Regions from separate parts of the Mus musculus genome. Here regions 1, 3, 4, 5, 6 and 7 are each linked to region 2. The links are chromatin loops, found by intact Hi-C in ENCODE. Cell type or tissue: left cerebral cortex. All regions are shown on one strand.

Evidence for each region. Peaks named below come from ENCODE experiments on the same cell type or tissue, not always from the same donor. Only the 100,000 strongest peaks of a DNase experiment are listed, where the experiment ranks them.
Region 1: it touches region 2 in a loop (2.1-fold over the local background); 6 of 42 quality-filtered maps call a loop at or near these places.
Region 3: a loop joins it to region 2, with 2.9 times the contacts of the local background. A loop is called at or near these places in 17 of 42 quality-filtered maps.
Region 4: it touches region 2 in a loop (8-fold over the local background); 5 of 42 quality-filtered maps call a loop at or near these places.
Region 5: a loop joins it to region 2, with 2.5 times the contacts of the local background. A loop is called at or near these places in 9 of 42 quality-filtered maps.
Region 6: a loop joins it to region 2, with 6 times the contacts of the local background. A loop is called at or near these places in 15 of 42 quality-filtered maps.
Region 7: a loop joins it to region 2, with 2.1 times the contacts of the local background. A loop is called at or near these places in 9 of 42 quality-filtered maps.

The regions. Positions count from the first base shown.
Region 1 is chr16:76,318,452-76,322,451 of GRCm38, reverse strand. The region is part of intron 3 of Nrip1 (nuclear receptor interacting protein 1); the gene reads left to right. Among named protein-coding and RNA genes, the nearest start is that of Gm30569, 20 kb to the right of the region's middle. In left cerebral cortex, no CTCF peak of the experiment used is centred here; DNase peaks (open chromatin) are centred at 604 and 2,466; H3K4me3 peaks cover 578 bases; H3K27ac peaks cover 1,221 bases.
Region 2 is chr16:76,371,767-76,375,766 of GRCm38, reverse strand. Nrip1 (nuclear receptor interacting protein 1) reads left to right here and starts at 2,718. Exons shown (of 4, transcript NM_173440.3): 1 at 2,718-2,895. In left cerebral cortex, CTCF peaks have their summits at 2,341 and 3,358; DNase peaks (open chromatin) are centred at 1,897, 2,541, 3,064 and 3,383; H3K4me3 peaks cover 2,846 bases; H3K27ac peaks cover 2,549 bases.
Region 3 is chr16:76,767,016-76,771,015 of GRCm38, reverse strand. The region is part of intron 1 of Gm30790 (predicted gene, 30790); the gene reads left to right. Among named protein-coding and RNA genes, the nearest start is that of Gm30790, 10 kb to the left of the region's middle. In left cerebral cortex, a CTCF peak has its summit at 2,194 (motif pointing right); DNase peaks (open chromatin) are centred at 294 and 2,200.
Region 4 is chr16:77,011,234-77,015,233 of GRCm38, reverse strand. Usp25 (ubiquitin specific peptidase 25) reads right to left here and starts at 1,165. Exons shown (of 24, transcript NM_013918.2): 1 at 1,094-1,165. The coding sequence starts at 1,138. In left cerebral cortex, a CTCF peak has its summit at 1,678 (motif pointing left); DNase peaks (open chromatin) are centred at 930 and 1,595; H3K4me3 peaks cover 1,992 bases; H3K27ac peaks cover 994 bases.
Region 5 is chr16:76,288,937-76,292,936 of GRCm38, reverse strand. Nrip1 (nuclear receptor interacting protein 1) reads left to right here. Exons shown (of 4, transcript NM_173440.3): 4 at 1-4,000. The coding sequence ends at 1,755. Among named protein-coding and RNA genes, the nearest start is that of Gm30569, 9.8 kb to the left of the region's middle. In left cerebral cortex, no CTCF peak of the experiment used is centred here; a DNase peak (open chromatin) is centred at 1,626.
Region 6 is chr16:75,777,817-75,781,816 of GRCm38, reverse strand. No RefSeq gene overlaps it. Among named protein-coding and RNA genes, the nearest start is that of Hspa13, 13 kb to the right of the region's middle. In left cerebral cortex, a CTCF peak has its summit at 2,352 (motif pointing left); a DNase peak (open chromatin) is centred at 2,368.
Region 7 is chr16:76,297,402-76,301,401 of GRCm38, reverse strand. All of the region lies in intron 3 of Nrip1 (nuclear receptor interacting protein 1), which reads left to right. It overlaps Gm30569 (a long non-coding RNA gene), which reads right to left and starts at 681. Exons shown (of 3, transcript XR_876166.3): 1 at 388-681. In left cerebral cortex, no CTCF peak of the experiment used is centred here; DNase peaks (open chromatin) are centred at 85 and 1,627.

The DNA.
Region 1 (4,000 bases), 53 kb after region 2:
GCCTCTCCCAGCAAACAGCACTGAGCTAGCTTTACCAGGTTCTTCTCAGGTCCTTCTCAGGTCTGTTTCTAGTCACATGATACTATTTGATTGTCACTTTAGCAAGGTATATGCAATCGTACCTGGTCTTCGATTTAACCAGCCCAGAGCTTATTTTTCAAACACTGAAAGTCCTAGATTCGTGTCGATGGAGTGATTTGATTTTTACAGTGCTGCAAATCTAAGATATAGCTGTAGTTTTCAGGTTTATCACCATGACACTAAAGTATAGTCAAGGAAAAAAAAAATACCCAGCTTGAATTCATTATAAATAAAACGGAAGGAATGTTTACTTTTGAGGACTAATAGTTCCCCCCTCCCTTCTTTTTGTGATTTCTTGCTTACATAATTTGTTATGAAAGAGTGCTTCTAGGTAAGCCATCTCTCCAGAGTGCTTGTAACGTCTTCTGTTCTGCTCTGGAAGGGTTAAGAGGAGACAGCATCCTGTCAAAGACCTTGTTTTTAATTTTGCTTCTCATACTGGCGCTGATCCTGCTAAGAGCAGCCCAGATTAGTTCGGGAAACCTTTGAAGAGATTTAAGATGTCCTTCAGCCAGTTTGAAGGTTTTTGTCTTGCAAATCCAGTACAAGGGCGCCTGCAGGCATCTCGACCCTTGCTGAGCCGCTGATGCAGCTCAAGGTCACTCTAACCCGCCCTGTGACATTCAACAACAACAGAAAAAAAATTATGCGGTGGAACTGCTTCAGCATTCAGCCAACCAACAACTTCCTCAGTGAGGGAACTGGGGAAGAAGTCTCTCTCCCCTCCCCCCACCTCTACTCTCTTTTTTTTTTGGGGGGGGGGGAGGCTTTGTGAATTTTTTGCTGTAGGAAATAATCCCGGATTTCTGGTGTGCGTGATGACAAGGTCATTTCTTAATTAGAACACATGTAAAGAAGAAAGCTAAATGGCTTCAAAACAGCTTTGTAGTTGATGGAGAGGATTTAAATTATTTAAAGAGATAGTCACCCATGTATGATGGAAACCGAATTCTAAAGGCATTAACTCCTTCCTCCCCATCTCCTTGCCCTTTCTTTGCATTCTCCATGTCTGACATTGCGGGGTTGCACTCTAAAATAAGGAAAATTTGTCCAAGAGTCTGGTTTATGTTTTGAGACAAAACATAATTTATAAATGTAATCCTGAGATAAACTTTTAATGGAGTTTTCTCTCGGAGACACGGCTCCTGGAAATTTTATCAAATGGCTGGAAGAACTAGGGCTGACCCTCTGGCGGCTGTGATTCATTTATACTGTATAGGAGGGAGGTGCGTAGGGCCTGATACCTTCTCTCTCTCCCCCCTGACACACCCACTTCCGATGGAGATGCCTCACTGAACTCATTAGCCCCTGTTTCTTTCAAATCAACAGCGGATCCAGATCAGGTCTTTCAAGTTTCCAAGAATTGACACGGATTTAAAATGGACCTTCCAAAATTTGTTTCTGAGGGCAGTTGACATGCTAAGGCTAATAACACCAGACCCATGAATACTTCACAGCCATGTTGGGTTTGCTCTGCTGTGGGCCAGTAGCTCAATGAGATAGACTCCAGGAGAGTCAATGTCTTCTGCTTGGACTTCATGCATGACCCTGGGGCCCAATAATGAAAGATTAATTAATTTTATGATTGTTATATTTATAGGTATTAGATATAAACCATTAAAATTGTTATTTCTTTATGTGAGAGAAAATCACATTTGGGCCGAGAAACTTGATTTGAGTTTGATGATATTGGCAGAAGAATTTCCTCAGAATTCAGACCCCATTGCTTTTCTGCAAATAGGAGCTAATGGGAATCTGGCCAACTAGTGTGTAAAGATGTATAGTAGTTTCAGTGTGAGTATTTTAACAGGTAGTTTGGATTCTGTAAGCTACACTTAACATTTTTAAGTTGGAGTGGATAACACAGTAGATTGTATAAGAACTACCTAGAATTTACTAGACCTGTTCTTGGGAGGGATTTTCTTCCTGTCAAGAAACATTTGTTTTGAGTCCATGAAAAGAAAAAGGACTCTTACATCAAGACACATAGTTTTAGGTACAGATATCGAAAAGGATTTCAGGTTTGCCAAGAGACATAGTAGAAGGGACTCTATATGCAGGGACATGGCGCCAGGCAGTGAGCTTTGCCCTTGCCTGGAGTCTGGTATGCCCTAAATGTCATGTATGACCCAAGCTCACCTGCTACTCGTTCTAATTTACTGTCCTAATTCATCGATTTGTTATCGCTAATTGTTCTTCATTTACTTGTGTGTAGTTTCCAGTACCTAAAGGGTTGAAAGGTTGCTGTAATTGGCACCCGCAGCTGCTCTTTCTTTTGACAGGGGATAATTTTGCAGCCTATGCTTTGTGTGACAGCTGCCTAATTGGGCATTCTCCTCTTGTAGCAAGCCTGCCTCCTCCAGCCTCCCTGCTGACAAATGGTGGTGGATTATAGATGAGGACAAGCTGACCCATTCGACCTTGCTGAGACAGCGGGGAGGGGCCTCCTGCTACTTTAGGGAAGCTTTAGGTCATTTAGAGGACAAGGTCAGGAGCCAGGTGGAGAAATGACATGATATCACATGACAGTAGCCTGGTGACATGGTCCGCATGTCAAGGACAAAGGTATCAGTATTGATTAAACATTCCTGCAATACTTCACTGCATTCCCTATTTCTTAATTATTGCTCCTGAGGTTTTTTTTTTTTTTTTTAGGAGAGTGTGGGGTGCAAAGGAAGGGCGCAGAAAGAACGCACTAAGCTGTGTTTTAACTGTGCCAGAGCATTTGTTTACATGAAAATAGACGTGCTTGGGGAAGCTTCCTAATGAAGTTTGTTCAGTTAGACGAGTGTTCTATTCTGCTCTTAATTATAGTTTAGTTTGCCGCCCTTTGGCTAGCAGGGCTTCTCAAGGTATTCACACACGAAGGCAGACAAATTAAAATGAGGTAATGTGTGTTGGTATAAAAAGTGTTTCCCTTCTGTCATCCCGCTCTCCAATGACTGGCATGGCTTTTGTGTGTTGAATAAAAGAAAAATAAGTCAATGGCAACTATAAATGGCTAATTAAAGAGAACCTGAAAACTCTAGGTTTAAGAGATCAAATACCCGCCTGTGCCTCCAGACTCTAAAGTGTTACAGATACTCTTTAAAGCACTTCTGAGACCTGAGCATATTTTCAAATGGCATGGAATTATACTTAGTGTAATAGCTTCGAGATAAATGGAAATTCTTTCATTGTTATTAGCAAGGCACACGCTCTTTTTTGATAGTAGGTTTGAGCTATTCCATTTTAAGTGTAAAATCAGAAGAATCCATGCTGAGTCTATTAACCCTATCATATCACTTGAAAGTTCTATCTGTGAGTTATATACTGGATAGATAGCCCAATTTGTAAGAATGTCTCCTTTTTGAAAACAGTGAGCATTTGTAACACACAACAGATCATGGTTCTCAGGAGTGGAAAAAACAATTGTTTTGCATGCTGTCAGGTAGAAGCCCTCAGTGGAACAGTGGGACATTTTATCCCTCTGAGGATAAAAATTGAAGAATGATAAAATATGGGGTGTTGTATATGTGTGTGTTTGTGTGTGCACTCATGTGTAAAATGATGGTTTGCCTACGCCGGGCATGTGTTGAGCTGTTCTCAAAGCCTGACTCGGTCTTGGTGGAGGTTTAATCCTGTGCCCTTGTGCGTGTACACTTGATTAGTAGTTGTGGTTATCTCAGCAGAAGACATACCGCCCTCCTCCTTGTATTGGTCGGGACCCGGGCACTGGGGAGTCAAGGCAAAGGAGAAAGAAGAGAGGTTTTGCATTAGTATGCTATGAAAGCCTTACTGGCTGCAGAACAAATTGATTGCTCCGTCGGTCGGTATACCTGTGCTTGGCACCACTGCTGTGAAAGAAAGGTAGGGCTGGGATCTGTTTGATTGTATGACATATTGTGACACTCCAGGAATATTTAACATGCGCCCTTTC
Region 2 (4,000 bases):
TATGCAGTTCATTCAACACACGTGTGTTATCAAGAAGAGTCCAGGATTTTACTTATTACATTGGGTGGGGGTGGTCTGCTTTGGTATATCGTCTAATATATAGCTGTTGGAGTTTTAGCACTGATACTGGGCAAGCAGAACAAACGAGATTTAGCTTGCTGGGGCAATCTCGGAGATCTAAAACCTCCTTAAAAAGTGAGAATGTTTTTCAGAGTGACACTTGAGTGGGCTCAAATATCTGTCTCCACGTCTGTCACTGCAGCCCTCCATGGGAGCTTCACTCTCCTACAGGCCATTTATTACTTAGCTTACCTTTATATTAATTGTGACAAGCTATCTGGACTCTCAATGTGTTCCAGAGAAGAAACTGCCAATCAAAAGAGAAGGAAATGTTTGCCTACTGGTAAGAGAAGCTTGAAATACGGTGTGTGTGTGTGTGTGTGTGTGTGTGTGTGTGTGTGTGTGTGTGTTGCAGGGGCTTGAACCCATTGCCTTACACTCATTAGTATCTCTTTGCTTCATCCTTATCTCAGTTTTACAAAACTGGGTCTCCTTTTGGAACTTCATCCTTGCACTTGCTAAAACGTTCTAGAAGACCTCCACCTTCCCACTTCCTGTCTCAGCCTCCCAGTAGTTGGGATTACAGGCCAGTACCACCTTGGCTAAATGAAAGCATTTGTTGAATCTGCTATAGTCTACCACAACGATGCCTTTTAATAAAACTGACATTGAATTTAAAAAAATGGCACATTAAATTGGGATACATTTAGAATGTCTTTGTATAATATTTACAAAAAAAAAAAAAACTAAAGAGCTAATAAGTTACAATTATGCTGGTCATTTAATTTGCAATTATTTGCTTTTTGTCAATCCCGGATAAATGATGCCGGACAGGTAATGATGCCTGGGATTAATGCTGCCTTTACTAATTTGCTTTAAGCAGATTTTGAACTGCGGCATATGCGAGTGCTATGCTGTTACATGAGATTGACACTACCTTAGATGACAACAGATTGCATAGGTGAGTCACTAGGAGGACAGATAATAAGTATTTTAAAATGCACCATCATCGCCATTAAGGAAAATATTTCCTGCATGTGCTCAGGACTGTGCTAGAATATAGCTTTATTAAGAATTGATTTGAAAAATTGCCTTTACTTTAAAGATTGGGAAGATACCCCAGACGTTTTTCATTTGAAAAATCCGAAAAATAGCTATAGAGCTATTATATAACAGTAAAGAATACGGTTGGGTCACTTGGATAATTTTTGGTTTTGGTGTGCATCAATAACTGCTTCCAAATGCTACCGAAATTCTTAAGGATATGAAAACATATGAGAGTAGAAAGCTTCATCCACAAAATTGTCTTAGTAAGTATTTTAAGGCAGGGATAGCACTTCAGAGTTTAGGGTGAATCGAAGATGTACTTTAGCCTTTTTTTTTTTTTTTTAATGTCAAACAAAAACAACTTCTGCAACCACAAGTCTTCCCGCAGGTAATTCTTTTCATGACTAGAGTCAAAAACAAACGAGACAGAGACATCTGGGGTAGGGGGAGCGTTAAAAGGAGGCTTCACAAGTAAGATATGAAGGGAGTAGAGAGAATAGGTTTTAAAAGCAGAAAACACAAGGCGAGGAAGAGATCATGGTTTCTTATTTTTCTCTCCTCCCTCCACTTTCTCGCCTCACCAATCTGTTAGCCCACCTCAAATTTAGAGGCGGGTTCAGCGAGACCAGGCTGCAGGAAACCCAAGTTTCCCTGCATTGCCACCCTGGCTATATGATGTAATTGTTATTTATTGAGACTCTGAACCCAGCAAGAGCTGCTTTAAAGAAGTGACAGCCCATCTCCTAGTCCTGTTGGGTCAGATCCTTCCTGGGGGTGGTGCAGTTTGGCGGGCAGACCCTGCTGGAGACTTCGCAGTGACAAAGCAGCAGAAGAGAAACCAGGTTCCTGGGTCCTGCGTCCGTCTAGGGAGCTAGCTGTGCACTCCTCAGGTCTCCTTTCCAGTTTTCCGCTTGGAATCATGCCATATTTATCACTGGGTCCTACTAGGTGCTGAGCATGGGGTCAAAATGACCTAGAGTTATACAGCGCCGCAGCTTCCGGGATTTGAGCGGGACACAGATTTTAAGGAGGTGGAAATTGAGGGTGGGTAAAGGGCGCCAAAAGAACGCGTGTTTGTGGGGTGAAACGGGAGAAAGGGAGACACTTAAGGTGCCAGCACGTAGGCTGGGGAACCTGGGGTAGGATTAAGGTGCCCCGACGCCCCTGTGGTGCCCCCAGCGTTTGCCCCGGCACGGGTGACATGGGCGATCGCCTGGCCCCTAGCGGGGAATCTGTCCAGGCGGCTGGCTGGACGGGGCTGGGAAGCCAGGGCGCCGGCTCGGGAAGCACAGCACCCCCTCCTTCTCCGGGTCCAACCGCGTCCTCTCTCTGCCTTCAAGGCCGATCAGTCCCGGACCCCCACCCGGAGCACCGGCGAGGAGGCCTGCAGACGCCCGGTGGGCTCCCCGGCTCCGCCGAGCCTCCGGGTGCGCGCTCGGCCCGGGTGACAATGGGAGGGAGGGGCAGAAAAGGGTTAAGAAACTTGGCTGAAGAGCTGAATGGCGTGGAGCAGCGAGGGGAGGGACCCGGCCGCCGCGAAGTCGGCGGCGGAGGGAGGAGCGCGGCTGCGGCGGGCGGGCGGCGAGCGAGGCGCTCAAAGTCAGCCTCGCAGACATTGCAGCAGAGCCCCGAACTCGGGAGGCGACGGCGACCGCGGCGCAGGCGGAGGACGAGCCGGCCCCAGCCCGCCCGAGCGCAGCGCCCGTGGCCTCGCGCGGCCGCAGGGCACGGCTAACCTGGGAAGGAGGGAGCGACGCGGATCGGCGGCCCGGAGCCGCGGCGGCCTCGGTGAGTGGCAATCGCGGCCCGGGCTCCGTGCGGAGCTCGCGGGAGCGGACGCCGCGCCGCCCGGGCACGGCCTGGGTGCGCGGCCCGTGGAGGCGGCGGAGGCCGGGGGAGGCCCGCGGGGAGCTCCGGGAACACGGATCCCGGGGACAGCCCTCCGCCGCGCCCCGCTCCGGCTCTCCCCTGGAACTCGCGGGCCCGGCCGGCGCAGCCGCCAAGTTGTGGAGTTCCCAGCCGCGGGCTCGTCCGTGCCAGCCTTGGCGCGAGGGGCGCAGCCGCCCTGGGTGTTCTGCGCCGGGACCCACGCGGGTGGCCGGGTCGCGGGGCCCCGGTCGAGCTCGCCCGCCCAGCTGCCCCCGTTGGCCCCGAGCCCCGGGCGCTGGCTGCCGCGCCGCTCGGTCCTGCCGCCCAGCGGTGCTCTCGGTGGCGCCCGCGCTGCTCCCCGCCTATCGCTGCCGTCTCCCTTGCGCGGTGCTCGCCGATCCCCGGCCGGGAAAAGTGACTCGGAGAAGGGGCAGCACTGAGCCCCAGGCCCGGCCTGCTGGGCACGAGCTCCCCGCTTGCCGAGGGAGGGCGAGGCTCCTTGCACCCGAGGCCTCAGCCCAGTTCCCCCAGCATCCGAGAGGGGGTTCACTCGCATGAGCCTGGTAAAGTCCGGGGAGACCGCTCTCCTCTCTGGTGCCACTGTCCTCCTTTAATACTATTGTTGTTAGAAGAAACCCTCTAGCGTGCAAACATTCCCCAGACCCTCCTATCCCTTTCCAAAGTACTTTCCAAATTTTAATCAGGAGTTGATATTCAGACTGAAGGAACAAAGGAATCCACTGTGTTTAAAAGGCGGACAGGCAGAGAGTCTGACACATGTTGATCTCTAAGGCATTCCAGGAGTTTCTACCTTCCATCATGTCAGTAATTTAACTGGATTCTGGAGGTCGTAAACGAAAAACGGAACGTTAGGTAATTTCACGTTAAAATACTTTGTCGTCGTCGTTGTTGTTTTAATTAATGGGTCATTTTAGTTGGGGGAAAGTCCGGACATGATTAGGTGCAAGAACTTTTAACTCATTTTTTTGTGGCACCAGGCTGGAGTTTGTCTGCTCATGTAAGC
Region 3 (4,000 bases), 400 kb before region 2:
ATACTGGAAGTGTATTCAGATGGTGGTGACCCTTCTGTAAGGCTGATTTACAAAATTCCACTGAGTGTATTCTTAAGTGGTTCGTTTCCTAGTATAGAAAATCTACCTTGATTTGGAAAAAACACAAAACAGAACACAAAACAAACTCACAAGTCAAAAGCTCTTTCTCCAAAGAGATTTTCGAACACATATTGACCCTGATTTGGGTCTATACTCTGAATTTATTTTGCCAGCTGATTGGTTGTGCCAGCTGGTGGGTGGTATTCGCTGGAGAAGTACTCTCTCAGTCTAGGACTCAGAATAGCCCCACAGAAGTCTCAGCAAGCCTAACCTCGGAAGAACAAGAAAAGTATAAAATGCATCAGGAAATAAAACCACCAACTCCAATAGGAAGCACACACTCGCAAGGATTACAGATAGTAGAATTACTGAATTTAGCACGGATAAGAATGCCCCATATTTAGAGCTTCTTTTAAAAGAAAGGCAGCAAGTATGGGAGCAATGAATATGGACTGCAAAAATTGACCAGACAGAATTTATTTTAAATTTAAAATTTGCAAAAACAGTTGGTCTGGGAGTTCTATGTCAACTTGGCATAAGATTTAGGAGGAAGAAACCTCAACGGAGACTGTGCCACCAGCAGAGATTGGTCTGTGGGAAAGCCTCTGGAACTTTCTCCTGATTGGTGACAAATGTTAGTGGCTCCAACTCTATGGGCAATATCACTCCTGGGCGGGTGGTCCTAGATGCTGTAAGAATGGAGGCTGAGCAAGCCATGGGCAACAAGGTAGTAACACTTCTCTATGGCCTCTGCATGAATTTCTGCCTCCAGGTTTTTGACTTGAGTTCTGTCCTGACTTCCCTCAGGAGTGGAGTATCACCTGAAAGCTGTAAGCTAAACTAATCCCTTGACTTCCCAAGTTGCTTTTGGTCTTGGTGTTTTATCCTGACAACAGAAATCTTCATGAAAACAATACTTAAAATGGAAAGATGTGATTTTCGAAATTTAATTGTGAGTAGAAATTAAACACCATACCCAGCTAAAGAGACAACCCACAACTGGAAAATACAGTGGGGAAAAAAAATGACTCAGGATTCAATCCGAGTAGAGTTTAGGAAACATTAAACTTACAGGGCCTGGCTTATGTCTTATTACTATACCATAAGAAAATACAGATACTAGAGAAAGACATCATGTATGAGAATTTTTCAGATTGGAAGACAGTATAAGAAACAAGCTATGCAAGAAAAGCTGTGACTTTTATAGAAACCTGTGTTGTAGAAACTATGGCACACACCCTTTAAACCAGACAATGTTAAGTGAGAAATTAAGTCCTAATATCGAAGTCTGGATGACAGAAAGCCCTGATTGTCTTATCTGTCTATATTTATGCTTCTGTAGTAAAAAAAACATCGGTACCAGGAATTCTATTTTATTTTCTAGCTCTGAAGGTTGGAAAGTCCAAAGTAACATTGCTGGCTAATGCAGTTTCTGGAAGAAGGCTCTTTCCTAGCTTGCTGATGGTCACCTCCCTCCTATGCAGTGGAGGTGGGGCCAGGTCTCTAGTGAGAGGCAGAGGGGACAGAGGAATGATGAGCAAGACAATGGATCTTCCCTCATCTTCTGAGACTACGCTATTGCCAGCACCTCCCACTTTAACATTCACCTTGACCAGGTGTTAAACTTTGTCTGTTTCCCCCCCCCTCTGTTGTTAAATTCCAGAGTCTAGGTAAAATAGAGACTATTTTGGGTCACAGATCTGGAGACAGAAGAACAAGGGGTCTGAATACACTGGTAGTCATTTTACTGGCAGAGTCCTAAGGTGGTGTGTGGCATGGCATAGCAAGGAAGGAAGTTCACGCATGCATGAGTGAATCTCTCCTCCCCAACCTTGGTATGTATATGTGAGTGTGTGTGTGTGTGTGTGTGTGTGTGTCTGTCTGTCTGCCTGTCTGTCTGTCTAAGACTGTGTGTTTCCTTTTCTCCTTCCCTCCCTCTTCTTTAAAAGTCACCAATATTGAATTGCGACAGCTCCATCCTGACGATACGCTCTGTTCGTAGTCAATCCCCGAATTCTGCCTCCCAACAACATGCAATTAAGCTTCAATCATCTTAATACTTCACAAGAATAAAACCCATGTCGTGGATTTCAGAAACAACATGCTGTTCCGCACACCCTAGTGAACCTCGTCTCCAGGGGGCAGTCACACTCAGTGTAGGAGCTAAGGGCAAGACCATTCTGTCTATAGCACTTGTCTCTCCCAAAGCCGGTTTGTATACAGACCCTATGTTGAGTTCATCTTACTCCTTAATCAAAGAGGAAGTTTGATGTTGGGTATGCCTTTCTCTCCACTCCAAATTCTCCCTCAGAGGTGGCATCTTCTCTGTTCTGTGCCTCAGGAAGCCTCTGCAATCCTAAACCTGCTAGCAGGTTACTGATTACTTGTGGCCCCTGGGATAAACTGGCAGATGATCGATGAACTGAAGGCACAAGAAGCCATGATATGAATTTTCTGTTCCTCCCCTGTGTTAGCTCTGCATCTTGTGTGGCTGCTTTAAACCTCCAAAGCTGCACCTGGAAACTCTTTTCTCCATCACACTTCTAACGGTGTTCCGGTAATGTTCCCTCGCCCCTTCATCTAAGAGGTGGCCAATGTTGCCAGAGCCAGGGTAAGTCTTGAAACTGTGCCCGGGTCTCCATCAAGAGCGTTGCCGCCATTAACATTTCTTCATTTAAAGCTTACAAAGAGTGAATTCCATTTCTTTGAGTCCAGGGCCTTGGCTAGCTTTGCTTACTTTTCACTTTTAATTTCAATCTCAGTTGTGTGGAAACACCAGTCTCCATTTATATTTGGGGAGGGGGATAGTTCATAGATGATCATCAGAACTAGAAATGAAACATGAAAAAGAGAAGGAGAAAATTTGAGAAGAATTCGTTACAAATCTGCATAAAGACATTTTCCCTTACACCTTTAGAAACGCTCTCAATTGTCAAGGGATCTCTTACAGAGCACTACATAGACAAATACCCTTTGTCTTCTTGTGAATATGTTGAAAGGCATTACCCAAGGTCTCTCTCCATTGCTTTAATGGAAAGGTTATGTGGAGAGCATTCATTTTTTTCCCCCTCTGATTCACCTTCAGCTCCCCTACTTTGGAATGAGAAGTGGCCATTTTCAGGACTTGAGTTTAAAATAGGTCATTTCCCTCTTGCTTAGTCAGAGGAGCCTGGCTTCCTTAAATCGAGTGACTAGGTTTGTTCACGAAGTCCTTTTAAGCAATGTAACTGAGTTCCAAACTCAGCCTTATCCTTACTGCTTCAGAAACAAATCCTGAAGTTGAAAAGGTGGCAGGTCACAGTAGGTGCTGGGAAACACCATCAGAGAAGCAACTCCAATGGGCCACAGGCAGCTGAAGGTCCGGATGCTCTGATAGAACATCCAAGAAGGAAGAGCGGGAGACATGAGGTAATGGGACAGGAATAGGATTCACAGAGTAAAAGTTGTCCTCAAAACAGTATATCCGTGAATGTTTATTGACCGCAAAAGCATTCCCAAGTTGGATGTTTTGGGTCCCTTCATTCACAAGACTTGCCTTAGAAGAGATGACCACAAGGATATCAAAACCGACCCCTCATAGCAGGCCATGCCAGTGTCTGTCACAGTGTGTGTTGGTAAAGTATGGCTTGAAGATGAGACGAAAGCTCTTTTAGTAGGGAGAGGAGGAAGAAATGAAGAGGAGGAGAAAGAGGAAGAGGAGAAAGAAGGAGGGAGAAGGGAGCACAGAAGAGGGAGGAAGGAAAACTAGTTATGTTTCATAGCTATAATCTGTCCTGAGAAAATATTTCTAAACTCACCCTGCAAAAATGCTGTCTATAACACCATTGGCATCAAACGGGACTACTTCTTTTCTTCTTCTTCTTCTTCTTCTTCTTCTTCTTCTTCTTCTTCTTCTTCTTCTTCTTCTTCTTCTTCTTCTTCTTCTTCTTCTTTCCACTGT
Region 4 (4,000 bases), 640 kb before region 2:
CTACTTTCCAACATTCTCTGACATCTTTGGTTATCTCAAGGAACATAAAATGCTAAAACTATTTTAATGACAAAAAGAAAAAAACGGGGGGGGGGGGCTGTTTGAAGGTATTGGTCTATTTTTTAGTACAACAGGCCTCACTTTAAAGACAAGCACAGGTAGGCTTTACAGCAAGTACCTAGTGTCAAAACTACAGCAGGGTGTGGCATCCATTACTCACACCGATGAGCCAAAGGAGGCTCTGGCTGTTCACTGTATACCTAATTGCTCCTACAATTAGAATTCAACTAAGCCAACATTTCCCCGGTGCTCAAAATGCTTTTCACACCAATAAGGGGGGAGGGGGGAGGGCAGAACAAGTAATGACCGTCTGCTCTTCAGGACATGGAGCAAGCTATGCTGGAGCTTTTAAAGATTCTTAAAGTAAAACCTAGAACTAGCAAGATACTGTTCGAGAAACAATATGTGATGACCCCCCTAACTCTGCGTGAAACTGATGCTAGAGTAAAGAACGAACAAGAGAGCAAGGTCAAACTTAGGGGACAAAAGATTTGAGTAACAGCCATAAAGGTCTCCTTACGCGCGAGATACTTTCTAGATCCAAGAGAGAATAAAATAAAGAAAAGAAAGAATAACCAACCAAACACTCTACTTGTACAGATTCCACCCTGGGTCGATGCGATGTACCTGCCCTGGAAGACAGGTAATTCGTTTTGGGGAGGTCCGGTTTTTTTTTCCCCAGAACAGCAGGCCTGGCACAATAAGACCTCCGAAAGAGAAACTGTCCAAAAGGGGTGACAAGTGACATTCTTGCAGAAGAAAAGGGACTGGAAAAGGAAGCGAAGGAGAAGAAAGTTTAATTACAAAGCCTGGCAGAGTGAGTACTGGAGGAATGCGGGGGTCACTCTGGGGACGCGGCGCCGTCGGTTCTGGGAGAGCAATCCGCAGAAGGGAGTGGACGCGAAGCCTCTCACTACTGCACACCCCGCTCCGCACGCAGCCCCGCGGGACCGAGCGCGACGCTCCCGGAGTGGCCCGGCCGGCCGGGAGGCCACGCGGCCCGTCGAGGAGCGGCGACCAGCCCGCGCCTCACCTTCTGCGCCGCGCTCTGCTGCAGCACATTCTGCTCCACGGTCATGGCCCCCGCGGCGGCCCCGCCTGTCGCGCTCTACCGGGCCCGGGGCAGCGACGCGGACGGCCCGGGAGGACGGCGCCCCCGCCAGCCGGGCGCGAAGGCGATGGCGGCGGGCGAACGCGGGCCCCGCGGGCAAGCGGCGAGACGCTACCGGAGAGCGCCACCGCGGCCGCCTCAGGTCCTCTGCGCCCCGATCCTCAGCGCCGCTGAGCCGCGGCGGCCCGGCCCATGGGCGCAGGCGACGGAGAGCACGATCAAGCCGGGCCGCGTCACGCGTTCGCACTCAGCTTCGCCTGACCGCTCCGGGGGGACCACTGCGGGCCGGCGGCAAGCGGACGGAGGGAGCGGCCACCCGGAATGGCGCTGTCCTCCGGCCGCCGCGACTCCGCCTCCAGCCCCTCCCTCGCCGCGGTCACCGCCCCCGCCCCGCCCTCCTGCCCCGCCCCCGCTCTGCCCCGCCCCACCCGTCCTAACCCTACATTGTGACCCGCGGGAGCGGAAGGAGGGGCTGTGTTGCTGCCCCGCCCCCTGGTGGGCCCCGCCCTCCGTCTAAGCTCCTCTCAGCGCGCGGGCTGGACGGCCAGAACCGCCCATCCTGCAGGTTACTGTGCACCATTTAAGGCTCTTGCTAAACTCTGACATTGCGACCCCCCGACCCCCAGTCGAGGCTAGAGCCATAGGACGGTATACCAGATCACCTTCCTGTCTAACGGTCTCCAAAACAATCAACGTCCTTCCATACCTGTAATGTCCCAAAACCTGGGCGGGCCCAGAACTCCAGCTATTTCCTATGTCACCCAAGCCTTTCTAGGAATTTCACAAGCCATGAACCTGCTGGAAGAAAAAAGTCAAATAAGCAGAACGCTGTTAGAAGTCCTTCTGGACTGTACTTTTCTCAACTATTCGTTACATACATCAGGACTGACATTCTGTGTTTATTTCATGCACTGGAATGTGTGACAGTCACTGCTAGACTGGGGATTTAAGGTTTATTTACTGAAGAGAATCTAAATGAATAGACATAAGGCAAACAACATTATGAAAGAATCACTGCCTAGATGATGCATAATTCTAATATCCCTGTTGCCAAATTAAACAAACGATTAACTACCGTATGTGGAATAGTCTACTGTAAACGGAATTGGAGGAAAAGCCTAACAGTAAGTAAGAAACCTGGAAGTAAAATATCTTCAATTGCACCAGCTAAACTAGGGACAGAGTAAGACCGAGACCCAGGGGAGGGTAGATTAATGAGCACAGGGTTACAAATACAATAATACAGTGCACATACAAGTTAGACTGTAATTTAATCCACGGCAAGAAAAGCAGGCTTGGTAAAGAATCCAAGAAATACCAGGTCTTATATCATCATAATAACTCGGAAAAAGTCTTGTAATAACTCTTTGTACTTTATAACCACATCTAATCTTCCTTTGGGATGTCTTCAACCCTCTTTTGTGATTCCTTCCTTGTATTTGTCATGTTCGTTTGACAAATTTTAAATTTTGACTTCATTCATGGTCCTAAATCCTTGACTACAAAGGTTGTGAAATGATTGGAGGTGAGGAATTTTATGGATACTGCAAGAATTCCAGAGCACATGCTGTTTATGAGAACACAGACCCGGAGAGCACGTGTCTGAGAATGGACCTCAGAGCTACGTTTCCACAGTTAGAGACCTCAGCGCTGTAACTTCTCATTCACAGAGTAGCTTTGTGATTCTCCACAGGGGAGAGAGTTTTACAAGGTCATTTTCTTCCATTCAAAAGTACAAAAATTACCTGAGATTTGAGATACTGCTCACTAGTAGTAAGCATGGAAGCACATAGCTACACATTTGATCTTCAGGACCACTGCTTTTAAAAAGTTAAAAATTAATGTGAAAAAACTATTACAATGGTTTTTTTTTAAATCTATTGCCAGATATTCAACTTTAACTTCAGGAATTTGGTAGTACAATAATTCCCCAGAGTTTCATTATTTAGTCTTAGTTTTAAAATCTTTAGTACCTACCTAGTAGATAAAAGTTTAATAGCCCACCTAGAGATTTAATTTCCAGCTCATTTCTGAAGATTTCTTACTCATTCAATGATTTTTGGCACACTGTCAATTGTCCAAGTATATGATTTTGAGATAACTTATTTGTAGGTTAACTTATATGTGTTTCTTTTTTAAAAAGATTGTAATTGGAATAATTGGAGAGCAGAAATTTGTGAATTAACATAAATTAGTACAAAAGCCCGTTTTTGAGAATTTGCGTATCTGTCAGCTTTGCTGCTCATGTATTTAGACCTTTGTCGTGTATTTAGAGGCTTTGAAAGACCTGGTAGCTGGAACTGTAGAGTCACAGAATATTGCATATGAACTCGTACCCTACTACATTACATGATTGATATTCGGTGAAAAATTATATGAAATACAAATCAAGTGTTTACTCATGATATAATCTGAGGATTTCTCAGGGCATACTGACTTAAGGTCCACGGTGACAGGATTGGGAATTGAGGCCTCAGGAAAGGTGAATAAGGTATAAAAATTCTACCATCGTGAATTAATTAATAATGAGTGAATATCAAAAGAGTATTATGAACAAACAAAATCCTTCCTCTCTTGTCACATCTTGTGCACGCGCGTCTCACACACATACACACACCTTCTGCCATGTGTGGTGCATCACAAAGGTCCTTGGTAGATGTAGGCTGAGCCCTGCATCCTAGACTACTTACACACTGGGACTATAAACCAAGAAATCTGGCATAGAATTAATGCACCAGTCTTTGGTACTCTACTTTGTGAGCATCAAATAAGCTAAGGGCAAACCCCAAATCTACTTTTTCAATTGAGAAAAGAACAATATTTCTAATA
Region 5 (4,000 bases), 83 kb after region 2:
TGGAATTCCCCGCCGTATGCCTGCAGTACTCCCGCTTCCAAGCTCACGAACACCGCGCCTAGCCACCTGATGGACCTCACGAAAGGCAAAGAGTCCCAAGCCGAGAAACCAGCCCCGAGTGAAGGTGCACAAAATTCCGCCACGTTCAGTGCCAGTAAACTGTTACAAAATTTGGCTCAGTGCGGATTGCAGTCTTCCGGGCCAGGGGAAGAGCAGAGACCCTGCAAACAGCTGTTAAGTGGAAACCCAGACAAACCTCTCGGTCTGATTGATAGATTAAACAGCCCTCTGCTCTCAAATAAAACCAATGCGGCTGAAGAGAGCAAAGCCTTCAGCAGTCAGCCTGCCGGGCCTGAGCCGGGACTTCCTGGTTGTGAGATAGAAAATCTCTTGGAAAGACGGACTGTCCTTCAGTTGCTCCTGGGAAATTCCAGCAAAGGGAAGAATGAGAAGAAAGAGAAAACCCCCGCACGAGACGAGGCTCCTCAGGAGCATTCGGAGAGGGCTGCAAATGAACAGATACTCATGGTGAAGATTAAATCCGAGCCTTGTGACGACTTCCAGACCCACAACACAAACCTGCCCTTAAACCACGATGCCAAGAGCGCCCCCTTCTTAGGTGTGACTCCCGCCATCCACAGGAGCACAGCGGCCTTACCAGTGTCGGAGGACTTTAAATCCGAGCCTGCTTCACCTCAGGATTTCTCTTTCTCAAAGAACGGGCTGTTGAGTCGCTTGCTGAGACAGAATCAAGAGAGTTACCCGGCAGATGAGCAGGACAAGAGTCACAGAAACAGTGAGCTGCCAACCCTGGAGTCGAAGAACATCTGCATGGTCCCGAAGAAAAGGAAGCTGTATACGGAACCACTGGAGAATCCATTTAAAAAGATGAAAAATACTGCCGTAGATACTGCCAATCATCACAGCGGCCCGGAAGTACTCTACGGGTCGTTGCTTCATCAGGAAGAGCTGAAGTTTAGCAGGAATGAGCTCGATTATAAATACCCTGCTGGGCATAGTTCAGCCAGCGATGGTGACCACAGGAGTTGGGCCAGAGAGAGCAAAAGCTTCAATGTTCTCAAGCAGCTGCTGCTCTCCGAGAACTGTGTGCGAGATCTGTCCCCACACAGGAGTGACTCTGTCCCCGACACGAAAAAGAAAGGACACAAAAACAACGCGCCCGGCAGCAAACCTGAATTCGGCATTTCTTCTTTAAATGGACTGATGTATAGTTCCCCGCAGCCTGGCAGTTGTGTGACGGATCATAGGACATTTTCATACCCGGGAATGGTAAAGACCCCTCTGAGCCCTCCTTTCCCAGAGCACTTGGGCTGTGTGGGGTCCAGACCAGAACCTGGGCTTTTGAATGGATGTTCCGTGCCCGGTGAGAAGGGACCCATTAAGTGGGTCATCGCAGATATGGATAAGAATGAATACGAAAAAGACTCTCCAAGACTGACCAAAACTAATCCGATCCTCTATTACATGCTCCAGAAGGGAGGGGGCAATTCTGTTACCACACAAGAAACCCAGGACAAAGACATCTGGAGGGAGCCTGCGTCAGCCGAGAGTCTCTCACAGGTTACAGTCAAAGAAGAGCTACTTCCCGCTGCAGAAACTAAAGCTTCTTTCTTTAATCTAAGAAGCCCGTACAATAGCCATATGGGAAATAATGCTTCTCGCCCACACAGTACAAATGGAGAAGTGTATGGACTTCTGGGAAACGCGCTCACCATAAAAAAAGAGTCAGAATAAATGTGTACCTGCCATACCACTTTGGGTCTTTTTAAAATTTAGTCAGTATGAACTTGAGATCTGTATAAATAAGAGCATGATTTGAGAAAAGCATGGTATAACTGAAACTCCTTCCTTTTGAAAGTATTGGTCACTGGTGATGTTTAAATATGCATACTAATTTTTGCTTAACATTAGATGTCATGAGGAAACAATTGAACTCGAGGTTGGTTGTTTACTATTTCTGTATGCATCAGATAACAACTGTGACTAGCCTACGAATGAACCTGTTTTTATAATCGTAAATAAGAGGCATACATTAAAATGCACAACTTCACCAGTAGTGGATTGATGCAACTTGCTGTCTTTATTAGGGTTGTTCATTTCCCATCTCAGAAGCCAGCCTACATAACGTGTTTGTAACATCCAAACTGTTAGCTATTTGGAAGATAACCAAATTAGGAAAAAAAAAAAAACCCAGAAGCCTTGTGCTGATTCACACCTCATCAGTCTAAAAGTAAGAAAAAGCAATGCTTACATTTTTTCACTTTTGCTAAACAAAATTCTTTTTAACTCTTGGAAGGGGTTTTGCGGTTCCCAATGAGTCTGCCCCACCCCAGACCTTTTCAATATATATATTTCTTTAAACCTTTTACTATTTAGTAACAATTGATTACAATAGAGGGGAGTTTAATAGATCCTTAAAAATAAAAGGCAGATTTCCATTTTTTTATATTTTGACTACTTTACTAAATTAATACTCCTCCTTTTTCAAAATTAGAGAAGGAAATCTTCACTCACCTTCAGGCTGTTTCCTGGACAATTGACTACTTAGAAATCGTTTTTAACAAAAGCAGAAATGGGTTTTCTTTGGATGGTTTTTACCGTCTCTTTTGAAAGTTGATCCTCACCACTCCTGTGGGACCCGTGACTTTACAACCAGGATTTCTTAATTCTGGACAGAGACACTGCATTCATCTGACTATCACATGAGTCTCTGGAACAGTTATTTAAATGCAGACTCCTAGGCAGCATCTCAGGTCTACAGAACACCGTCTCCAAGTGGACCCGGGCGTCCTCCTTCCGCCTGTATCCTGACATGTTCTGTATGTGCTTCTTCCGCACACTGATGTTTGAAAACTGTGGCTTAGGACTTTTCCAGAACATGAGACTTTAAAGTAACTATCTGATGCCTATACTTTTCCCCCAATACAGTCACATATCCACTCAAAATTTGCAATATCATAGTTCCAATCTTACTATTATATCTTTGGAAATCGGGTTCGGAATACTTTTTATGACAAAAAAAAAAAATTGGGTAGAGGGGACAACTTTCCTATCTGGGTCAACATCTCAGGAAAATCTGTGATTATTTATTTGCTCTAATTAGTAAGATTAACTTAATTAGCCTTAGGGGTGGAATAACAGGGCCACTTAGCAAACTCAGGTGATCCCAGGACGGTTGGGAAACTTCTTGAATACATCCTTACCTGCTAGTCAAACTGTCCTCTGCACAGCAGTGTTTATGGAGTTAACAGATTCAACCCAAGAAAGACATCAAACTCAGATTACCTGAAACCAAATCAAAGGGCACTTATCAATCCATGACAGGACCTGCACAGTCACTTCACGGATCAATTCATTTTAAACAGGCATTAAAAGTAAATACTGACATTGTCTTGAAAGAACTTAATATATAATTGAGCCACGTGGAATTTCAGTCTTGAAACAGGTTGGTTTTTAAGTTCATTTGTTTATAGCCCACAGTTCCTCCTCCAGGCAATATTTTTTGTTTTTCAGTTTTGAGCCAGGTTAACAACTGACTTATCAAAAACTTACTGTGTACTCAGCAGTTAAGTAGGAAGAAGTTTATTTGGAATTGTTATACATACTTGAAGTTGTTTCTAAGATTTTTTTTATATATATTACAAATGGACATTATTTCTTAATTACCTAAAATTCTAAATGGTTATTTTTTCTCAAGATGATTTGTAAATAGTTAATGGGTATGTTATATGGTAACCAGAGTGTATGTTATGCAACATCAGAGAAAGGAGAACGTGTATGCTTATTCTGCTATGAAAAATTCCACTGGCCAGTGAGGTACTTTACTCCATGTTTATACTGTGACAATCTCATTGTCTACACTATATAAATAAGCTTTACACTTAGTCATTTTTCTTGGTCATGGTGAAAGGGCTGGAGCCTTAGAAATATATTGTAGGATGCTGGAGTTCGTCCTCTGTTCACGGCGCAGTAGTCTTCT
Region 6 (4,000 bases), 590 kb after region 2:
CCACATACACACACACCACACATACACACACTCCTTCATTATGCTTTCAGCCTTCCTACTTAAAAGAAAAAAAAATTAACCAACGGTAAGTAATATGACATACAAGCACACGGAAATCAAACTTTCTTTAGCTACTTTAAATGTTATAACATTTCAAACTATTCACATGATTTTATTCAATATGATCAGGAGAGGTGTAAACTCAAAATTCTTAAGGAGGAGAAATAATTTCTGTGGAATAGTAGCTTTTTATATGATCTTAAGACAAAGAGATTTAAGAGTGCCTCCTAAATTGGCTCTTAAATATTTTAAACGGCTGTGACTCGGCAGTGACTCCTGGGTTTAAGTGGTTTTGAGTGCCACTCACACTGCCTATATATATTTGTTTACATAGCCTTAGTCCATACTGTATTTTATAAGAATAGGAGGGATTTATTTCAAAATTCCTGAATCGTGCATTGCATATAAAACTCTGTCTGTCATATGAAATGATGTAAATACGTACTTGTCTAGGTGGTAGGATTCATGGATCTGTACACAAACGTCAACCCAGTTATCTTACAGTATCTGCCTGACAAATGATTAAATGGAGTTAATTGTATGGCCTACATGCCTCGAGATAGAACGAGAACAAAGCTAACTGTTCTAGAAGCCCCGTCTCCCATCTCCCGTCTCCCTTACCTCACTAACATTGTACTCAACCTCAAAGCGTGTTCAGCTGTGACTTCCTGTAGACATTCTGGTGGACTAAGAAATTTTGTATAAATTTGATCATTCTTAGCATGCCAGCAAGAGCATGAAAGCTCAAAATTACATTTATTCTCCACAAATAGCTGTTTGAATTAGTAAGACACCTGGACAGCTACGGGTCATATATCAGCAGTCGCTAACCTTCAGCTTCCAAGGTATTGCATTGGTTCATGTGAACTGCTTATCACAACCCCACATTTGCTCTCATAAAAGCCCTTACATGGTGTGTTTCAACAGCCAGGTAATAGTTACAAAAGGCAGACAACAAATTAAATGCAGGAAAATTGGCAATTTTATTTATGGAAGTTCATCAATACTATCAAACATTACTACCAGCAGTTGCAAAATGCAACACATGCTACTTAGCTTCTTATATTTTCATATTCTCTTGGAAATCCAATAAGCAATGGGATCATTTCTCCCACATAGAGAAAGTATAAATTCATGAGGTAAGCAGAGACTTGAGCCATCCAATGTCTCCAATGACTTCTATCCTGATGGGGATGATTCTTATCCAATAATTTTCAAAGCATAATTCATAAACCTTAAAGCAGCCTGAATATCTGTTCACACAAACAAGAACATATACAAACAAAGCACATGGCCAAAGTTAAGAGAACAGAATTATACAAAAGCTCTAGCACAGATACATACACACAAATCACTCTGCTCTCCTCCAAAGAATAAACACAAGTGGATCTCTTGGGAAACCTTGAACAATAACAGCAAAAAAAAAAAAAAAAAAAAAAAAAAAAAAAAAAAAAAAAAAAAAAAGAGAAAAATCATTAAAATGGAAAAACTCTGGGACAATTACATGCAAGTAGTTGATGCTATTGACAACTAGAGTGTGGCCCTCTCCTCACAGTCTGCAAAAAAGACTTGAATATAGTATTACTAGACTTTTCTCCATATATGTGTATGTATATATATATGTATATATATGTATGTATACATATATAATTTAAATATTTAAAAATCATATAATTATGCATGTTTACAAAAACATCATTGCCAACCATGGTGACACAAGCCCGTACTATTAGAACGTGGTAAACTGAAGGAGAAGATGCTGGGTTGGAGGCCAGCCTGCGCTACATAGTGAGATACTGTCAACACAACATAGAGAAAGTGTGGTGGTGTGTGTGTGTAGTGGGGAGGTAGAGAGGAGCTGTAGTTGCTTAGCTCTTGTTTACAGCTTTTAGTTCCTAAGCCTTTTAGTAAAGAGAGAGAAACAGTGCCAAGCTGCCTCACTGTTCCTTTACAGGGCAATGCTGCATTTATTTGATGCACACATTTTATTTAATTTAATTGTGTGGCCTTGCAGTCGTTTCACTGCTTAGGGTTTCTCAATAAAGATCTTGATCTACCTTCCATCCTAAAAGTTGATACCTGATAAACAAAGATGCAGGGTGAAGGTTAGATATTAAGAAGTAATTTTAGATGCCACACGTAAAAGAAACAGAGATTTGGTACAAAGGACTTAAGAAGAACAAGGATTCTTCATAAAAAGTAGAACAAATAACTGTGGAAATTGAAAAGGGATCTTAGGTGTGAAATAGGGTCAAGTTAAAAAGCCTTCTTTGCTGTGTAACAGAGACACCTGCTGGTCACTAAACATTTCATGGCTCAAAACCCCAAATACATTTGATCCTTTGCTCTAAAGGAAACACTCCCACACAAAGTCTTTATGCTCCTGGAAACTCAAACATAAATATGATGAACAGGCTCCATAAAACAGATAATAATTAAATTAATTTCATGTATGTTCACTCATATTAAATCTTGAACAGGAAGTGAACCCTGCCAGCTAAATGCTTATTCCATTTTCCTGGACGTACTCTGTATGACACAACTCTAGAAGACACACAAGAGACACGTGAGCACAGCACACTCTGGTCCTTTAAGAAGAAGCAGGTGTTTTTGTTTCTGAAGATGCACAGTAGCACTATGGTCAGCAAAAGATGAAACCCTGAACAACACACACTTCTTTAGTCACTTGTTTAGGATTGTGGTATTTGAAAACTAACGCAAACGATGATTATCTAAAGGCACTGGAGGTTAATCTTATACTCTTTTAAGGGGATTAAACAAACTGACTTGCTTTTCTCACAATAATAGAAGACTGATGCGACGTCTCCATAGAAACTAGATCTATTCTTGCAAGGTGTCGGCCTTGAGGACTGATCAGATGCTATGATGGTACACGGGGAATTCTCCCCTACCAGAATGTTTACTCATTGGTGATGCATCCCTGTTCCTTAAATAATGCAAACTGAAAGAAACACCATGGTTAAACACAGTTTTGGATAATGAAATATTCTTTATACTTTAGAACATGAACGGATATTTCATGTTTTGTAACAAAAATCTGATTAGACTTTAGAAGCCAAAATTATAATTACAATCTAAGACAACACATAGCACATAAGTTAGATAATATGCATACTAGATTCATAATGTAGGCATGTGAAGTTGCTTATTTTAATCAACTAACTCATCAATTAAAAAGAAGTTATTCACACTGTGTGCAATACTGCACTTAGCAGCATTCAGACACAGAACTATAAGAAAGTCTCTTTCCACTGAGCCCAGATTTTAATTGGATATATCACTTATTTCACATAAATAATAATGTGCAATAAAAGTCAGAATTTAATTATCAGCTAAATTAAGTGATGATTAACCAAAGCCGTGAAGAAGTTCAAACATGGGAGCTGTGTTACCCAGAGCAATGGCCCAATGGAAACGAGCACTGAGGGGCTGGCGACAGTGAGCTAGATTTGTGGAGGAGAAGATCTAGAGAACTGTATTTCATGTGATTCCCAGAACCTTAACTTCACTGCGCAACCAAAGAGAAGGTACAGAAAAGGGGCCTTCGTTGGACAAAAAAATGTAGACAAGGAGCTCCTATCCTTTAAGCAGAGGGTGAATTGAGGGTTCTAGCAAGAAATGTTTGGCTGGAAAAGAATGGGCCAATTGGACGAATTTTTGAAAGCCTGGCAATAAAGTTTAGATTTGATGCATTAAAGTATAAAATGGGTTTTGATAAATTCAAAGAGAGTGGCTTAATAAATTCCGTCTTTAAGAGAGATTAGTCTGGCAGCCACATTCGCCATAAGTGGTCTAATATGGATTGGTTCCACTTGAGTTACTTGGCTAACAATATTTGGACTCAAAATTCATCTACAAAGAAAGCATTTCATATATCTTTATATATTTTATTTTACAGGATGGTTAAATTATTTATTTG
Region 7 (4,000 bases), 74 kb after region 2:
ATTCTCAGCCCAGTGTGTGAAGTCACAAAAGCCCCACTCAGGTCCCTTACACCACCGCTCCTCCTGTTCCTCTGGCAGCTCACCAGGGTGCTCTTCTAAATGCCCCCTTCCTATCCCGGACCCTGTCTAAATCTACTTCCCGGTGGCAGGTGTCATGGTGAGGGCTATCCACAAGCCACCCCCATGGCAGAGACTTAAACTGGAATAGCCACAAAGCTGTCTCAGATTAGCAGCTCCTGGCTGCAACTAGAGATCGCTTCAAGCACTAGGTCATATGCACAGATGGGCCAGAAAGAGGTCAGAGGAAAGTATGCATAGCAATTTCTTAAATAAATAGGAATCCACTTAAGGTAGCCTAATAATGGTATGACAATATCTTCCACTTACCAGTTGAAGGACAAGGGTACGTGCTAATATTTAAAGATGCAGAACTTTCCCAAGAACAGTCTGTATATTGTATCCTTGTGCTGTGGTTATCACCGATTTCAGGTTTGTTAAATGCTCCCGGTTACAGGTGTCCTCACTATGCGTGCCTGTCTGTCCACAGATGTCTGTAGTGGTATCGGTCTTACAGATCCTAGTGAAACTTTTAACCTAAACCTGCTTGTGTTCTGGGCCAGCGCTCGAAAGAGCAAGGGTGCATTGTGTTTACCATTTTTGGAAAATTATGGTCTGTTCACAGTGACTCAGAACTTTGACCTAGGCCATATGAGAAAAGGACCAACACTTGGTTAACTGATAAGTGCCCCCACTAAGACAGCTTCCGTGGTGTGGTTTGTAACGGGTATGACTGGTCTTCTAGAAGAACTCATTAATGTAACTTGCATCTTTTGGCAGAAATAGATGGTGATTTCAAAAAATAATTAAATAATTTATATATTAAGTCCCCCCTTTCGACTTTCTTAAAACAGTCTTCATTATGTAGTTTTGGCTGGCCTTGAATTTGGAATCCAGAACATGCTGGCCTTGAACTCACAGAGAGACCCAGCTGTACCTCTCCATCCAGAGTGCTAGGATTTAAAGCGTATGCCACCATGCCCAGCTACATTAAGCTTGCATCAGAAGCCGACATCACAATTTGAAATTAGTTTACAGATCTGTCCGTGCATGTTCTTTTGCACTTGTTCTTTGCATGTTCGTGATTTTGTTAGATAAGTGCACCTTTGATAATAATTTCATTATAAAGCACTTTTGTAGCAATTGTTGATAACTAAATTTTCTTCCCAGATATATGGTAGAAAGTGTGGTGGAAATATTACAAGACGTTCCTATAGAACGACTACTCAACAGTGAAATCTAGGCACGGTCTGAGATACTGTGAAACTGAATTAAATTCAATTTCATTTGGATTGGATTTGTAAGGGAGCAGGGTCTGTTTGGGGATATGCAAATGAAGTTTACATTCAAAATTATCATGAAGAAGATGAGTTATAACAAACAAAAACACAAACGTGTATGCATCTGCATCTGCATAGGTAAAATTCACAATTCTGAGATGCAGAGAGCTGGCCTGGAGCTGAGGCAGTATATTTAGTAGAATCATGATTTTTAATGAAAGAAATATATGAAGATTTTGTTCTCAAGATGAAAGGAATATTTTTAAGCCAGAGTGTTTCCTGTGAGTAAAGGCAAAATGTCTGTGGCGTGTGCTAGGAACCCTGGGAGCTTTGATCAAACGCCAGCTGTTACATCAGTTCTCTTGGTAATCTTTCTTGCTGATCTGTGACCTTGACCTTGGGCTTCTGTCTGTATGTCAACTCTATTTTAAGGTGGAGAAACTGTAGTTGACTTCAATAGAAATTATACACCAGTCTCAAAAAAGATGCCCCTGTGCATACATGTTACAGATAGGCAATTCCAAGAGAAAGGGCTTTGGTTTAAGTGGTAGTCATCGTTCTGTTAGAGACTGGGAAACAGACATTGAATGGTCTCAAGTTACCCTGAAGAAATGCTAAGGAAAACCTAAAAGCTATCCCTATGTTATTATGGATCTAGACTTTAAAAAAGAAAAGAAATGTGCTACCAAAGGAGTTTGTTAGTGACTGTTTTCTGATTTTCAATCTTCTGAATATAATTCTGAATTTTATTACATGAAGAGACTCATTTCTGTCCCCAGAATCGGCCTGTCGTTTCTCTTGCATTTATCTGGGTACTCAAAGATCCTGAGTATTTTCTGGCATTTTATTTAGTATATAACCATTATGAAAAACAAATGAAGATCCAGTATAGTATAAGTTCATCTTCACCTTTTAAATAAACACAGGTTTAAGATATTGGGACTTTCAGAAAATGAAATTCATGAAAAGAAATAATTTGTAAGGGATTGAGTGGACTTCAAAAACCATTTCTTTTCTCTAGAATTCACCACAAAACTTGTGTCTTTGGTACACTTATATGAGAGCATATCCTTCTGGTCAAAAGTGTGTTTTTTGTCAATTACAATTTAACAAGATGCTCGGAATCATGGAGTTAAGTCCAGCCCATAATAAACACCTGAGATAGTCAAGAAGCTATGCCTCCCAGTGATGCTTTTTTAAATGGGAGATTTAAGTGACTGATTTAAACCTGTGCAAGCCCCTTACAAGCAGGCTAAAGGTGTGGATCTGCAAGTTAGGAGCCAGGGCAGCCCTGAAGACCCCCCCCTCCATTTTCAATAGGGAGAAATGTGAGTGTTAGTGGATGCATTTATATAAAGTGTGAACCCTCCTGGGGGTGGACGGAGCTTTTAAATTTTAATTGCAGAGGGTGAGCATCTCATTTGAGCAAACTGACTTAAATAAGTTCTTTGTGTGTGTGTGTGTGTGTGTGTGTGTGTGTGTGTGTGTGTGTGTGTCCCTATGCCTATTTCCATTAATCCTCCAGCCACACGCCGATCTTCAGATGACGATAGCACTGCAAAGAAAGTTATCTTGGCTTTCAGCTTCTATGAAAAGATGCACATTTTGAAAAGAAGTTAGGAGTTTACTCAGAACTGCATTCTAGGCATCTACTCCACCTTGCAGTTGTCATCCCTGCCCTGTGTAAGAGCTGCAAAGGAATGAGCCTTCTTCTCTCTTTAAGTTTTTATTCCCAGCAGCATCCTCATGTTCAATTTATAGTAGGGCAATCGCTGTGGTCCTTGCTCCTTAGTAAAGGGTTAGGTCCCATATCCCAGAAGATTGCCCTGTCTTGCTCTGTGAAATTGTTGAGATTTTCTATCCTGATTTCTCACTCACGCTTGGTCAGAGAAGTGCTTTCCTCCCTCTGGATGAAGTGGTCAGTGGACAGGACTCTGGGATGTTCTTGCTACGTTTTCTATTAATACTTCATGAAACTCTGATGTACTTTGTAAAACTCTTTGTCAGGGAAGCCCCTCAAGGGACCTGAAGTGTAATCCACAGTAGACAGAGCTGTCAAAGGAGCTGCTGTTGACAGGCACAGGAAGGAATCCTTGAGCCTTCCTGTATGAGCTAGAGCCAAAGGTCCACATGTTCATTAACACTTCTGTGCAGAAATTTCTTGAGATTTAATACTCAGGTAGTTATGACTTGCCTATGAAGAAACTGGCAAATTTTCATGGGAACAATTGGAAGTCCTTGCTTAGACTTATTTTAAATAGCATGCTATGTGTCATTACAGATACTGAATCTAAAAGCAACTGGATAGTAGTCTTTATTATGTATCTTAAACCAAAAGTAATGGAGAATATAAAACATTGCTTTGGAAATAATCTAGCTACTTCAAAGAATGAACATTATGCTCATTCATAAACTGCTCACATGTGAACTACTTGCAACCCCTTTTGAAAATATACTCTTATAATTCAAACATTGATATGTGTTTCACTAAAGCATTCCATGTTGAAATTTCTATCTTAACCATATGATCAAGATTCCATAAATGTTTTCATATTTTATTTTTTTAGAATTCTCTCAGAATACTCTTTTTCTACTACATACTAAAGAACCAGCAAAATTCCTCTCATAAGAAAGATCTAAAAGATAATTTTATGCTTGTAAGT